2 separate regions of the Homo sapiens genome follow, and region 2 is linked to region 1. Evidence: read pairs that join two places in POLR2A ChIA-PET (ENCODE). Cell type or tissue: A673. All regions are shown on one strand.

The links. ChIA-PET counts read pairs that join two places held together with the same protein. Peaks named below come from ENCODE experiments on the same cell type or tissue, not always from the same donor. Only the 100,000 strongest peaks of a DNase experiment are listed, where the experiment ranks them.
Region 2: POLR2A ChIA-PET joins it to region 1 with 11 read pairs; 4 of 35 experiments call an interaction of 5 or more read pairs at or near these places.

What each region holds. Positions count from the first base shown.
Region 1 is chr1:153,817,799-153,825,798 of GRCh38, forward strand. It overlaps GATAD2B (GATA zinc finger domain containing 2B), which reads right to left. Exons shown (of 11, transcript NM_020699.4): 3 at 1,808-1,937; 4 at 993-1,124; 5 at 242-373. Among named protein-coding and RNA genes, the nearest start is that of SLC27A3, 46 kb to the left of the region's middle. In A673, a CTCF peak has its summit at 3,686 (motif pointing right); DNase peaks (open chromatin) are centred at 1,273 and 3,713.
Region 2 is chr1:153,764,378-153,772,377 of GRCh38, forward strand. It overlaps INTS3 (integrator complex subunit 3), which reads left to right. Exons shown (of 30, transcript NM_023015.5): 19 at 313-357; 20 at 567-686; 21 at 3,297-3,450; 22 at 4,516-4,584; 23 at 5,392-5,467; 24 at 5,821-5,934; 25 at 6,308-6,356; 26 at 7,419-7,586; 27 at 7,963-8,000. Among named protein-coding and RNA genes, the nearest start is that of SLC27A3, 7.0 kb to the right of the region's middle. In A673, a CTCF peak has its summit at 7,724 (motif pointing left); no DNase peak of the experiment used is centred here; H3K27ac peaks cover 523 bases.

The DNA of each region.
Region 1 (8,000 bases):
CTACCCCTTCTCTAGAGAAGCTGGAAGCATTCTCTAGACAAGAAAAACTACAGTGGAAACATGAAAGTTACTCATCCTTCTACTGAAGACTAAATCATGCCATAATGGGCCAACAGAACAATCAGTAGTAATAACACCTCTATCATGGCCAGGTTCTTCTATAATCTTCACAAAAGCCCAAAAACAGAGACAGGATTAGACACGGCCCTCCAACACTAAGATCCCACTATGGGTCACATACCTGTAATGTTCTCAAATTTTGAGGTTCAACCCCTTGGGCCCCAGGCCGAGAGGGAAGCTTAGATAGGCCCTGCTGTCCCACATGGGCAGGAGATGGCTGAACAATAGATGCTGCATTCTGTACAACTGGAGTCTGGGAGAGGGAAGAGAAAATAAGACTGTGGCCAATAATCACAGGTGGAAATTTGGTACATTTCTAGACTTTAAAAATTCCTGGTCAGTGTGAGGTTCTTGTCAATCAGGAGGAAAAACCAGAAAAAGGGAGTCAAGGTTTTCTTTTTTTTTTTTTTTTTTGAGACAGAGTCTTGCTCTGTCGCCCAGGCTGGAGTGCAGTGGCCTGATCTCGGCTCACTGCAAGCTCCACCTCCCGGGTTCACGCCATTCTCCTGCCTCAGCCTCCCGAGTAGCTGGGACTACAGGCGCCCGCCACCATGACCGGCTAATTTTTTGTATTTTTAGTAGAGATGGGGTTTCACCATGTTAGCCAGGATGCTCTCGATCTCCTGACCTCGTGATCCACCCGCCTCGGCCTCCCAAAGTGCTGGAGTTACAGGCGTGAGCCACCGCACCTGGCTGGGAGTCAAGGTTTTCTTAAGGCCTAAGATTAAAAAAAAAATCACTACTACTACAGACTAAAAAACTACGGACCCAGAGAAGAAATGAGCCACCCAACTGAACCTACCTGGGGGAACCTACTCTCAAACCAGTTTTTCTTTCCTTTCCCTTAGTCCCTTATTTCTAGGGCACATTACCTTCTGGACCACATTCTCTTTCTGTAGCTGACTCTGTCTCAGTTTCTTTAACAGGACCAGTCGGGCTTCTTCCAATCGTAGCTCATCCCTCAGCTGCTTGATAAGCTGCTGCCGCTCCTCAATGCCTTTCCCCTAAGGAAACAAGAAGACTTTCAGCTATGGCAGCAAGGTACCCAGAATTCCTTCCTGCAAGAGACAATCTTTACTTCTTAGCTCTGAAACCTTCATCTTCCACAAGAAGCAGAAGTGGCAATAGGATTATCTTTGTATCACTGGAGTCTGGCACAGTGCCTGGCATTCAGTAGGTACTCAAAGAAATGCTTACAGAATTAAAGGACAGACCACGTATAAATGCTAATCAGCCAGATTCCTGGCAAAAAGAAGAATGACTAAAGAGAAACATTGTCTTCTTTTAAAATAATGTTCCTAAATCTCTTAAAGCCACATTTCCTCTAGATATACATAAAAACTTAGGAATCCCTTCATATTCAGTTACTTAGGTTAGAGTGCAGAAAGTATCCTTACAGCCAAGAGTTTACTTTATATGACTTAATTATGAACTTTTGTTTTCATTTTCCAAAGATAAATAACACTGAGTATAATGGCCTACATATATGCTTTTCAAACTGTCGTCTCCACTTGCTTCTAATAGTTCCTTTTGAAAGCCCTTGAAGTCAAGAGTTACTATAAAGTTTTCATCAATGGGTATTTATATCCAAAGAGTAAATAGTCAAAAAACAGAACTAAATCTCTTGAGGAATTAAATAAAATAGAAGGAGCATAACAAGAAGAAAGAAATTTTTCTTTCTTTTTACCTTAAACATCTCTAAGTTGGCTGCTTTGAGTCTTTCTTCCATTCTGGAACTGGAACGGGGACTGGAAGCCTCATTGTCAGACAAAACAATGATGTCTGGTGAGGGAGTTAGCCTTCCTCGCTCTGGCTCACTAGACAAGAAAGGGAAAAAATAAGCTATTTCCAACAAAAGTTAAGAAAACTTCTATGCTGAATTAAAAAAATCCAAGGGGGGCCGGGTGCGGTGGCTCACTCCTGTAATCCTAGCACTTTGGGAGACCGAGGCGGGTGGAACACCTGGGGTCAGGAGTTCGAGACCAGCCTGACCGACATGGTGAAACCCCGTCTCTACTAAAAATAAAAAATTAGCTGCGCATGGCGGCGCGCACCTGTAGTCCCAGCTACTCAGGAAGCTGAGGCAGGAGAATCTCTTGAACCTGGGAGGCAGAGGTTGCAGTGAGCCAAGATTGCACCACTGCACTCCAGCCTGGGCAACAGAGCGAGGTTCCCGTCTCAAAAAAAAAAAAAAAAAAGAATAGTCTATCCTGTCAAGAGTAGGTACTGAAGAGTACACAAAAGAAGGAAGTATTAATAATTTGAGGGAATAGTGCCAAGAATATTGTCTACAGCCTTACAGAAAAGGATTAAACCTCCAGAACCAAATATATTGAACTTGCATCTACTTACCAGAGTTTTATCCAGCATCTTACCTCAAAAAGAGTCTAGAAATTACTTTGAAATCTAAATCTCCTGCACTGACTCCTCTTACTCCTAATCCTATTTACTAGATAACTCTCATTTAGGTCATTCTGGGGTTAGCCTTAAAAGCATCATGCTTATTTGTGTAAGATGATAAAAAATGGCACATACTGCTTAAGACCTAGGTAACAAGAATTCCGGAAACTCTAACTGCCTCAGGTTCCCAAATCCGTGACTGTATCTTCTAATTCTCCTCTAATTTCAAAGATACATTCCCAGATCCTACTTTCCTTGAGATTGTCAGCGTAGTTGGTAGTATATAGGTCGAGGGCAATTGTTCTTTGGTCCTTTTTTTTTTCCCTCTTGAGACAGGGTCTCACTCTGTCACCCAGGCTGGAGTCCAGTGGCCCGATCACAGCTCACTGCAGCCTTGACCTCCTGAGCTCAAGCGATCCTCCCACCTCAGCCTCCTGAGTAACTGGGACTACAGGCATGTGCCGCTACGCCCGGCTAATTTTTGTACTTTTTGTAGAGACAGGGTCTTACTATGTTGCCCAAGCTGGTCTTAAGCGACCCTCCCGCCTTGGCCTCCCCTTTGGCCTTAAACAATCAACTTAAACCCTTAATGATCACAGATCGCTAGCTGTCCACTTCTCAGGGTTTCTTGTCCTAGTTGCTGTTGGCACATGGAATTTTTTTTTTTTTTTTTTTTTTTTTTTTTTTTTGAGACAGGGTCTCACTCTATTGCCCAGGCTGGAGTGTAGTGGTGCTTGCTACATTCTCAAACTCCTGGCCCCAAGAGATTCCCCCCGCCTCAGCCTCCTGAGTAGCTGGGACTACAGGTGCACACCACTGTGCCTGGCTAATTTTTTATTTTTTTGTAAGGGGTGGGGGTCTTGCTATGCTGCCCAGGCTAGTCTTGAATTCCTGGGTTCAAGTGATCCTGCTGCCTCAGCCACCCAAAGTGTTGGAATTACAGGTGTGAGCCACCATGCCCAGCCAGGACATGGATACTTTTGAACAGGGAACCCCGATCACTGGAATAAGCAATTTCCTAACAGGGTAAATCTGAGTTGCTAAAATCAACCAAACTTAGGTAAGGAAATAGAATAGGAGGATAGAAAGGTAAGAATGACTATCTTGTGAACTATTAAATTTGTCTAGATTGCTGGCCACAGACACAGCAAGCTGAGAAGGTAGAAATACAGAAAAAGCCACTAGAGGGAGAAAAGAGCCTTTCATTCTCTAACCCCAAATATGAGGAGTAACAGGCCTGAATAAAGTGTCTGCATTCTTTTTTTTGAGATGGATTCTGGCTCTGTCGCCCAGGCTGGAGTGCAATGGCGCGATCTCGGCTCACTGGAACCTCCGTCTCCTGGGTTCAAGTGATTCTCCTGCCTCAGCCTCAGTAGCTGGGATTACAGGTACCCGGCACCGCGCCTGGCTAATTTTTTTTTGTATTTTTAGTAGAGACGGGGTTTCACCGTTTTGGCCAGGCTGGTCTCAAACTCCTGACCTCGTGATCTGCCTGCCTTGGCCTCCCAAAGTGTTGAGATTACAGGCATGAGCGACTGTGCCCGGCCTGAATTCATTTTTAAAGCGTGATTTACTTCTCATTTCTATATTCCTTTATACTCCCCCTCTATGATTAACATGGGTCATTTTGGGTGGGCAGATCACTTGAGGCCAAAAGTTTGAGACCAGCCTGGCCAACGTGGAGAAACCCTGTCTCTACTAAAAATACAAAAATTAGCCGGGCATGGTAGTATACGCCTGTAATCCCAGCTACTCAGGAGGCTGAAGCACAAGAATCACATGAACCTGGGAGGTGGAGGTTGCAATGAGCCGAGATTGCACCACTACACTCCAGCCTGGGTGACAGAGCAAAACTCTGTCTCAAAAAAATTAAAAATAAATAAAAAATAAAACACCGGTAATTTTGGAATCTGGAAGATTTTTCATTTAGAAGCTCTTTCTATTCTGGTCCTGGCTGGATATATACATTACAGATTATTTCTAAGGTAAGGAATTCTTCCTTGCTCAAATGAGTGCCACTTAACTGCTTAGGAACTGCCCAGTACCAAGACAGAGATATTACTGGATGGAGATTTGGGAACTGTATGCCATTTATCAGGAAGTTATATCTGAGAACAACTTTAAATGATTATTTTATTCCCAGATATAAACACACCGGTATTAGGTAGATAGCACAGATAAGGCAAAGCCAAAGCCTCTCTGTTTTTCTTTTGAGTCGGAGTCTTGCACTGTCACCGGGGCTGGAGGGCAATGGTGCAATCTCGGCGCACTGCAACCTCCTCTCAGGTTTAAGTGATTCTCCTGCCTCCTGAGTTGCTGGGATTACATGTGCCCGCCACCACACCCGGCTAATTTTTGTATTTAGAGACGGGGTTTCACTATGTTGGCCAGACTGGTCTCAAACTCCTGACCTCGTGATCCGCCCGCCTCAGCCTCCCAAAGAGCTGGGATTACAGGCATGAGCCACCGCGTCCAGCCTCTTTTCTTGTATTTATTTTTTCTTTTGTTTTTTGAGACAGGGTCTCACTCTGTCACCCAGGAAGGAGTGCAGTGGTGCAATCATTTGTGGCTCACTGCAGTCTCAATCTCCTAGGCCCAAGCGATCCTCCCACCTCAGCCTCCTGAGTAGCTAGTTTTTAAATTTTTTGTAGAGAAGGGGTCTCCTTATGTTACTAAGGCTGGTCTTAAACTTCTAGGCTCAAGTGATTCTCCTGCCTTGGCCTCCCAAAGTGCTGAGATTACAGGCGTGAGCCACCATGCCCTGCCTCATTTCTTAATTTTAAAAAACTAATGAACTAGGATTCTGGCCTCATTTGTTAAACATTCCAAGAGAGAAATTATTTTGCTCTTTTCCTAAACATATATATAATTTACAATATTTGGGGTAGTTAAGTATGAACTCCTACCTATTAGAGAGATATTATTAAAAGACCCACTTGGTGTGACATCACTTGTGACTTAGTCTGGCATATTCTCAGAAGCTATAAAGCTCCTAATCCTTATCCCAGTAGTAAAAACAACTAAGCAGACAACTGCTGTGTCTCTCTAGAATTCTAAAACATTAGTAGTGTTGGTTTCATACATACCTTATTTCACAGGTATCGTAACTTGCCCAACTGATGGCAAAATAAGATATTTAGGCTATTATGACATGGCTATTATGTTAAGAACTTCTCTTGCCTTCTGCTTTCAAATTCTTTCATTTTTTCTTGGTAGAGATGAGGTACCACTATGTTGCCCAGACAGAGCTCAAATTCTTGCCCTCAAGCAATTCTCCCACTTTGGCCTCCCAAAGTGCTGGGAATACAGGCATGCACCACTGCACCCAGCCCTTTCCTCTTTTTATCACTATCAAAGAAACTATGGTTCTCCTTGCTGGGAATCTATCGGTTTTGCTTTTTTTTTTTGTTTTTTTGTTTGTTTTTTTTTTGAGACAAGGTCTTGGTCTGTCACCCAGGCTGGAGTGCAGTGGTGCAATCTCTGCTCACTACAACTCTACCTCCTGGGTTCAAGCGATTCTCCTGCCTCAGCCTTCCAAGTAGCTAGGATTACAGGCACCCGCCACCACGCCTGGCTAATTTTTGTATTTTTAGTAGAGACAGGGTTTCACCATGTTGGCCAGGCTGGTCTCGAACTCCTGACCTCAGATGATCCTCCCGCCTCGGCCTCCCAAAGTGCTGGGATTACAGGCGTGAGCCACTGTGCCCAGCAGTTTTGTTCATTCTTATACATCTCGGGGCTAAGTGGAAATAGCTGTCAGTATATCTGGAGTCCCAAGCTTCCAGAGGATTGTGTTTCAAAAGATCACCCCATGTTGGGTACAGCGGCCCATGCCTAATAGTCCCAGCTACTCAGGAAGCCAAGTGGGGAGGACTGCTTGAGCCCAGGAATTTGAGGAAATAGTGCACTATGACAGTGCTTGTGAACAGCCAATGTACGTCAGCCTGGGCAACACAGCAACACCTCATCTCTTTAAATGATTTTTAAAAATCACCCCAAAATAACATTTTTAAAAAAATTGTTGGGTTTGGCTAGGTGTGGTGGCTCACGCCCATAATCCCGGCACTTTGGGAGGCCAAGGCGGGTGAATCACAAGGTCAGCAGATCGAGACCATCTGGCCAACATGGCGAAACCCCATCTCTACTAAAAATACAAAAATTAGCCAGCATGTAGTCCCAGCTACTCAGGAGGCTGAGGCAGGAGAATCGCTTGAACCCAGGAGACGGAGGTTGCAGCGAGCCAAGATTGCGCCACTTTACTCCAGCCTGGGCAACAGAGCGAGACTCTGCCTTTAAAAAAAAAAAAAAAAAAAAAAAAAGTTGGGTTTTCAGGAAGTCTGACTTTTTAACATATACTGTATCTATCTGCAATATAATACAATTCCAATACCATTAATAAGATCTTATCAAAATGTCTACAGGAGCAGGACTGAAAACAGGAAAAAAAAAAAGAGTGTTAACAAAGTTTCTATGAAAAATGTTGGGCCCGGCATGGTGGCTCATGCCTGTATTCCCAGCACTTTAGGAGGCAAAGGCGGGCAGATCACTTGAGTCCAGGAGTTAGAGACCAGCCTGGGTGACACAGCGAAACCTCGTCTCTACTAAAAATACAAAACAATTAGCTGGGTACAGGGGCACACGCCTATAGTCCCAGCTACTTGGGTGGCTAAGGAGCGAGGATTGCTTGAGCCTGGGAGGTGGAGGTTGCAGTGAACGGACATCATGCCACACTGCACTCCAGCCAGGGCAACAGAGTGAGACCTTGTCAGGAAAGGGAAAGAGAAGGAAAGGAAAGAAAAATGCATTTAAAAGTTCCAATTTGGAATGTGAAGAATCCACCTAACATTTCTTTAACTCTTTCTCCCCAATGAAGTGGGATAAGTTACTTGCTCCAGAAGGGTAAGAGAGATTATAAAAGCCAAGTAGGTTGCTCAGGTTCATGATCTCATTCACCCATATCCTTTTCTTGCAAACAATCTAAAAATGAACCTACTTATATAATATTCTGCTGGCACTACCTATAACTTACAAGTATTTTTCTCCTCTTCCAGGACCTCTAGGGAATCTGCCTGAGGTTTCCTAAGAGGTTTTTTTGTGGTTGTTTTTGCTTTTTTTTAAAATGGAGACAAGAGTCTCACTCTGTTGCCCAGGTTGGAGTGCAGTGGCACGATCTCAGCTCACTGCAACCTCTACCATCTGGGTTCAAGCAATTCTCACGCTTCAGCCTCTCAAGTAGCTAGGAACACAGGTGTGTGCCACCACACCTGGCTAATTTTTTCATATTTTTAGTAGAGACAAGGTTTCACCATGTTGGCCAGGCTGGTCTCAAACTCCTGACCTCAGGTGATCCACCCGCCTCGGCCTCAAAGTGCTGGGATTACAGGTGTGAGCCACCGCTTACTAAGAGTTTTTAATGTTACTACCAAGAATAATGTTTGCTTATGGAGCATGGTTTTAAAAAATAATCCTGGGACAAGACC
Region 2 (8,000 bases), 53 kb before region 1:
CTACCTGCTGAACACCGTGCGTACTGGGGAGGTTGACACCTCCTCATGCTTCCAGCCCTTGCTGCTGGGCCCAGTAACTCTAATCTGCTGAATTAGGTGTGATTGGACCTTGGCCTGGAGCCTGTCTCCAAAGGGCAAGAGCGTGGTCCCATGTTAGGAACCTGTTTTCTCTGTTACCAAGCCTGCGGAGCAGCAGGAAGTTTGCCTTTTGGGTAGGGAAGGAGCAGGCTGGTGTCTAGCCTCCAGCTGGTCCTCCGTATGTGCCAGCAGCCCCCCTCACATGGATTCTCAAATATAACCCTCTTCTTGTAGGTCCCTGGAGGAGTCTGTAGGAAAGCCTCTGTACCTAATATTTAGGTAAGCACGCAGCTATAGGAGATACTGTTCTACCCTCCATCCTCCCTGACAGCACACACATGTGCTCCTGTCCTGGGGTAATGGGACTCGCTTTCCAGGGAGGAGGACATATGCTGTGGGCACAGACAGCCCATGCCACCTGAGAAACTCCATGGGAGAGTCTGCCCTGGGTAAAGTTCTGTTCCTCTCCTCCCATGCCCCACCTCCAGGAACCTATGTCAGATGCAGGAAGACAACAGCAGCTTCTCTCTACTTCTAGACCTTCTCTCCGAGCTATATCAGAAGCAGCCCAAGATTGGCTACCACCTGCTCTACTACCTGAGGGCCAGGTGGGTATGGTCCCCATGTTTCAAATGGTGTCAGGACACATCCTGGAGAGCCTCTCTTCCACACGCTGACTCCCCAACCCTGGACTGTCATCACCAGGGCCTTCTTTGTGGGTCTGTTTGGTTGAGTTGGTTTGTTTTTAAGAGACAGCATCTCACTCTGTCACCTGATGACACTGCGGCTCAGTGCATGTCACTCACTGCAGCTTCAGACTCCTGGGCTCAAGCCATCCTCCCCCCTCAGCATCCTGAGTAGCTGGGACTACACAGGCATGCACTACCATGCCCAGATAATTTTTTAAAATTTTTTTGTAGAGACAGGGTCTTACTTTGTTGCCCAGGATGGTCTCAAACTCCTGGGCTCAAGTGATGGTCCTGCTTCAGCCTCCTGAGTAGCTAGGATTACATACAGGCATGCGCCATCACGCCCAGTTATTGGTTTTGGGTTTTTTTTTCCCCTACTCTGAGTAAGCCTTGTGTACTCCTAAGGCTTTTTTTTAATTTAAATTTTTATTTATTTATTTTTTGAGACAGGGTCTCACTCAGTCACCCAGGCTGGAGTGCAGTGGTACAATCTCAGCTCACTGCAACTTCCACCTCCCGGGTTCAAGCAATTCTCCCACCTCAGCCTCCCAAGTAGCTAGGACTACAGGCACCCACCACCACGCCCAGCTAAGTTTTGTATTTTTAGTAGAGACAGGGTTTCTCTGTGTTGGTCAGGCTGGTCTCGAACTCCCGACCTCAGGTGATCCACCCACCTTGGCCTCCCAAAGTGCTGGGATTACAGGTGTGAGCCACTGTGCCCGGCCTCAATAATTTTTTAGTATATTCACAAAGTTATACAACTATCACTACTATCTGATTTAGAAAGAACATTTTTATCACCCCAAAAAGAAATCTCATACTCATTAGCAATCACTTTGCCATTTTCTCCCCTTCACCCAGCTCTTGGCAACCACTGATCTGCTTTCTGCCTCTATAGATTATTTTGGACATTTTCAGATAAATGGAATCAAACTGTATGTGATCTTTTGTGACTTGCTTTTTTCTTTCTCTTTTTTTTTTTTTTTTTTTTTTTTGAGACAGAGTCTCGCTGTGTCGCCCAGGCTGGAGTACAGTGGTGCGATCTTGGCTCACTGCAACCTCCGCTTCCCAGGTTCAAGCGATTCTCCTGCCTCAGCCTCCCGAGTAGCTGGGATTACAGGCACAGATCTTCACGCCCAGCTAATTTTTGTTTTGTTTATTTGTTTGTTTTGAGATGGATTCTTGCTCTGTCACCCAGGCTGGAGTACAGTGGTATGATCGCAGCTCATTGCAACCTCCGCCTCCTGGGTTCAAGCAATTCTCCTGCCTTAGCCTCCCGAGTAGCTGGGACTACAGGTGCACGCCACCACATCCAGTTAATTTTTGTATTTTTTTGTAGAGATGGGGTTTCACTGTGTTGGCCAGGCTGGTCTCGAACTCCTGACCTCAGGTGATCTGCCCACCTCGGCCTCTCAAAGTACTAGGATTATAGACGTGAGCCACCGGGCCCAGCCATTTGTATATTTTCTTTGGAGAAATATCTATTCAAAAATGTTCCTATTTTTAATTGAGTTATTTGTCTTTTTATTATTGACTTTTAAGATTTTTTTTTTTTTTTTTTTTGAGGCAGAGTCTCGCTCTGCTGCCCAGACTGGAGTGCAGTGGCGCGAGCTCCACTCACTGCAACCTCCGCATGCTAGGTTCCAGCAATTCTCCTGCCTCAGCCTGCTGAGTAGCTGAAATTACAGGCGCACACCACCACGCCCGGCTAACTTTTTGTGTGTGTATTTTTAGTAGAGACAGGGTTTCACCATGTTGGCCAGGCTGGTTGGCCAGGCTGGTCTTGAACTTCTGACCTCAGGTGATCCGCCCTTCTCTGCCTCCCAAAGCGCTGGGATTACAGGCATGAGCCACCATACCCGGCCAACTTTCAAGAATGTTTTTAAGATTTTGTTGCATACCAAAAGTGTTCTTTATATATTCTGGATGCAAGTCTCAGACATAATGATTTGCAAATATTTTTTCTTCCATTCTGCGAGTTTTAACTTTTTTGATAGCATCTTTTGAACAAAAAGTGCTAACTTTTTATGAAGCTAAATTTGTCTATTTTTTTCTTTTACCACTTGTGTTTTTGTTGTCATGAAGATTTACTCCTGTTTTCTCTTCTACAAGTTGTGTGGCTTTAATTCTTACATTTAGGCCTACAAGCCATTTTGAGCTAAGTTTGTATATGCTGTGAGGTGTCACTGCCCTCATGGTTAGAGCCCAGAAAGCAAGAGAGAAAGCCTTCTCCAGCCTGACCTGAGCCCTCCCTCTTCTGTTCCTGACTCTCATCCGGCAGTAGCTTCACTCACTGATCGTGGTTGGAGCCCTTTTGAGCTCTGGGGAAGGATGGACAGAAAGAAGAGTATCCCCTGGTTCCCCTGAGTTATCAAGCCCCTGTGGGAGGCAGTTGGGAGGGACATGAGGCAGATTAGCACAGGGCATCTGGAGCCAGCAAAGCAGTTTTAGAGCGGGAGCCTGCTTCGGGGATGCTTGAAGGTGGGCACTGGGGTCAGGCTGCTGGCTCAGGCCCAGCTGGTCTTGCAGCAAAGCCGCCGCAGGGAAGATGAACCTGTACGAGTCATTTGCCCAGGCTACCCAGCTGGGCGATCTGCACACCTGCCTGATGATGGACATGAAGGCCTGCCAGGAGGACGATGTGCGGCTCCTGTGCCACCTCACGCCCTCCATCTACACAGAGGTCAGTGCCTGCATCCGTATCTGTGCCGGGGGGCTCACAGGAACACACCTCAGTGAACACTCTGAGTACACACAACCCTGAACCCTCTTTTGTTCATCCCCACTAACCTAGGTGGGCCATTGCTTCCCACACTCACAGCTGTCCCCTCCTTCCACTTCTCTTTATTAGTGGTTGAAACATTTCTAAAACTCCCTGAATTCCTATACTTTGGTGTAACTGATGTGCGTTGGGGTCTGAGCCTATATACTTGGCTTCTCAGATTGGGCCCCATCATCTGGACCCAGGACAGATCCCACAAACCAGATCCATGTTCATATGTCCCAGGCCCTCTTGTCCTCTGATGGCTCACCCTTGCTTGGATTCTCTCTGATAGTTCCTGATGACCAGGGCTTCTGTAGTGGAGACTCACTTTCATTTCCCCTGGTTCACTCACACTCTAGGAACTGGGACATAACAGGTATCGGCCCTTTCTCCTCTTGGTAGAAGTTCCCAGGAAGAGGGAAATAAGGACCCAGGGCATGACAGGAGGAACTGTGATCTCAGCCGAGTACTGGAGGGAGGAGGGGTGCAGATCCTGGACACAGGGTACTTTCCTCCCCCTTCTCTAGATGAGGCCCTGCCTACCCCACACACCTCCAGACATAAACTCTCTACACCACCTCTTTGGCCAAAGGTCAGCACAGGTTGGACTTCTTTGCTGCCAGGGATGCAAATATTTATTCTACCACTGCTCCCACACAGAATCAGCCACCATGGCCAGTCCTCTCAGCTCTGGCTTTATCTCTAGTAGTTCCCCATTCCTTTCTGTACACACATGCTTTGGGAAGTATCAGAGAAAACCCACACCCCTGATGGTGTGCACACATAAATAACAAAACTTGGGGGCTTCAAGTTCTTGAAGTCTTCCAGCATCATAGCTGTTGGATCTCTGTTTAGGGGTTTATTTTAGGGCCTGTGTCTGGCTGACCCAGTCAAACCTTGAGATGTAATAAGGAAGGAGAGTGGGCTATGGGATAAAAGCTGAGGAGCCCATCCAGGACTCTTCCCCTCTCTTTTTCCATTTAGTTTCCAGATGAAACCTTGAGGAGCGGAGAGCTGCTGAACATGATCGTGGCTGTTATTGACTCTGCACAGGTGAACATTGAGCTCTGACCTCCCCAGAAGATCTGGGAGGCAGCATTAGGGACATAGGGCCTCTGCTCTCCCTCCAGGCCTGCAGACAGGGAGCCCATGCCTCCCAGGCACCCTCCCTCCTGGCTACAGTGGTGTGCGCTTTCAGCCATGGGGCCTGGGAAGGAAAAGTGGAACACAAGCAAGGCAGGCTGAGGTTAGGCCAATCCTGCCTGGAGTTCCCCTTATTCTCCATATTCTTTGGGCACTCCTGTTCCACAGCAAAAGCTGAGGGGGTTGTGATTTTAGCTCTCAACTGGCCTTTCCTTTGGCTCGGAATGAAAATGGTCAGACCATTTCTACTTGACCTTTTTACCATGCATAAGGTCCCCAAGAGGCTGTAGCTTTGCTCGGGTCCTTCTGAGGCCTGCACTGGGATCCCATTTCTCCTCCTCTCCACTTAGTTCTCATTCATAAAAGAGGAAGCTTAGCACCCAAGAATCCTCCTTCCTTTGTCTTTACCCTGCCCAACCTACATCCAGAGCCCAGCCTCTCAGGGTCCTTTCCTCCTCAGGCTTAGACCAAGGCTGTAACTATTTTTGCCCAAAATAGTCCTAAGGTTCCCACTCAGGCCTTACTTTATCAGCCCCTTCATCCTTCAGAGATGGCAGCATTCGTTGTGTGCCATCTCCTTCCCATTCCTTTAAACTGGGCCTTCACTTCCTCTAATTTTTTTTTTTCCCTTACGAGCCCTCCTGCGTCCCCCTCCATACTAGCTTCCTGGCCCCTTTCAGAGCTGATGGGTTCTGCCTCCTTCCTCCACCTCCTTAGCTCCAGGAGCTGGTCTGCCACGTGATGATGGGTAACCTGGTTATGTTTCGAAAAGACTCAGTTCTCAACATACTCAGTAAGTGATCAAATCTTTAGGTGCCTGGGAGAGGAGAGGAGGGCAGGGTGTCAGTCCTGTGTATTTTACACTATCAGGAAAGCTGGTTCTGGGGCTGGGAAGTTAAGGGGAGAGAATTGTACTCCACCCTGGTGCGGTCTGGGGCAGTATCTTTCTGGATCTGTCCTACCTCTGTAACATCCCTGCTTGGGGTGCTGGTAGTCAGTGGATTGGGGTGTGTGTGTGTGTGTGTGTGTGTGTGTGTGTGTGTGTGTGTGTGCTGGTAGTCAGTGGATGGGGGGGTGGGGGGGGTGTGTGTGTGTGTGTGTTCGTTTGTTCATTCTTGAGAGAGATGTTTCTTTTGTCTCTTCCAGTTCAGAGCCTAGACTGGGAGACCTTTGAGCAGTATTGTGCCTGGCAGCTCTTTCTGGCCCACAATATTCCCCTGGAGACCATAATCCCCATCCTGCAGCACCTCAAATACAAGGGTGAGTAGGCTTTTGGGTAGGGAGCACATCAGATATGACACTTCCTATACAGTTAGGGCAAGGCTGAGGCCTCTAGGCTTCTAGGATGAGCCCAGATCCATTGTCCTCCTTCCCACCAAAGTGCACAAGGGCAGGCTCTCTGTCAGCCACTTTTGTTCTTTAGGTGAGTCCTGTGGGCCCACCATGAGCCAGGCTCTGGGCTGGGGCTCAGGTGGCTCAGGGACTGATAGGAGTGGGGTAGGGGATTCTTCCTGGCTCCTCATCAAAGACTGTCCTTATTCCCTCCAGTGGCTGTTGGGGGATGAGAGAGGTCCCCAGATTCCATCCTGGAATCATACCTTCCCCCTGAACAGCCTCTGCCCTTCCCTCACAGAGCACCCAGAGGCCCTGTCCTGCCTACTGCTTCAACTCCGAAGAGAAAAGTGAGTTCCACTTCTGGGGCTCTTTAGCCCTCAATTTTAACATCCCAAGAGCTGCTGTGGTCTAAAGGGCTTCTGTCCTCCTCCTTATTGCCATATTTTTTCCTGTCGTTAACATCTGCTTATTCTGCCCTTCCCCCAACGTGACTTACAAATGAGCAGCTCCCCTGGGATCTGGGCTTCCTCTCGACTTTACCCCCCTGCCCACCAGGAGCTGCCCTCGGAGGTGGGGAGGTGGGGACCGGACATCCCTGTTTCCTGCTGCCACAGCAGTTCTAATCCCTGGTGGCTCCTGCTCCCCGCCGCGCCCCCCCCACCGCCCCATGCTCCTGCTGGCCACCGCACAGCTAATCCAAGAGGAGGGAGGGTCAGGGTAGAGGGGTCACGCACCATCCTCTCCCTCACCCTGTGCAGAGCAGAGCCAGCTGGACCTACTGTGCCTTGACAGGGTGGGGCAGAGAGGGAGAGGGTGGCAGCCCCCTCTTCCCGCAAAGCCCTTTAGCAACATCCCCCGATAAATGGGGCAGCAGCTGTGTATCTTATCCTTCCTACCTTTCTGCCTTCCTTCCACCCTTTCTGCTCTCTTGCCTGAGAGACTATAAATGGTACAGAGTGTCCTAGAGGAAGTGGGAAGCTTGGAGGCTGTATGGGGCTGTGACTTCACAACCCTCTCCTGCCCCCTTCCTCCAGCTGGAAGCCAGGTTGGCCCACAGCTTTAGCAGGGTAGGGGTAGGGGAGCATCTGCATGCCACATGCTTGTGCTTCTGCCTCCCAGGCCCACTCCCTGACTGTTCTAGGGGAGGAGGAGGAGAACTGAGGGTCCTCCTTCCCAACACACACACGCACACGCCTTCTCCTACCACAGCAAGTGAAGAATCTCACTTCTTCTCTCCTGGCTTCCACAGAGGATGAAACCAGGCATTCCTTGGCCTAAGGAGAAGAGGGAGAGGGATGTGAGAGTAGTGGGTGGGTGGGGAGGCCAGGGCTTGGGAAATAAGTGGGAGAGACCCAGCATGCCCTGCGGCCACTGTGCAAGCAGCACCCAGTGCCCCCTTCCTCCCCCAGGCCCAGCGAGGAGATGGTGAAGATGGTGCTGAGCCGGCCCTGCCATCCTGACGACCAGTTCACCACCAGCATCCTGCGGCACTGGTGCATGAAACATGACGAGCTGCTGGCCGAGCACATCAAGTCCCTGCTCATCAAGAACAACAGCCTGCCTCGCAAGAGACAGAGGTGGGACACGGTCCCTGTCTACCCTCCAGGCCATGGCGGTCTGCAGTGATTGCTGTCGGTGGTGGTGGTGGTGGTGGTGGTGGTGGTGATGGGGGTCAGTGCTGTCCCAGCCTGGTTTGTGGGCGACATCTAGTGGTCCGAAGCCACATGGCATGCGAGACCACCGTGGCCCTTTCTCCCCATCTTCCAGTGCCCCTGTGGCCAGGATCCCCTGTTCTAGGCACACCTTTCTCACCCAACCCCAGCCCTCCCAGGCTGCCTATCCTGTTCCCCATGTAGGCTGCCTCTGTCTTAAGGGGGCCCTGGCGGGTGGAGGGTGTCTCGCACTCTGGAACCCTCCCACACTCAGACTCTGGCTCTGGTGATTCCTGCACAGCCTGAGGAGCTCTAGCAGCAAGCTGGCCCAGCTGACTC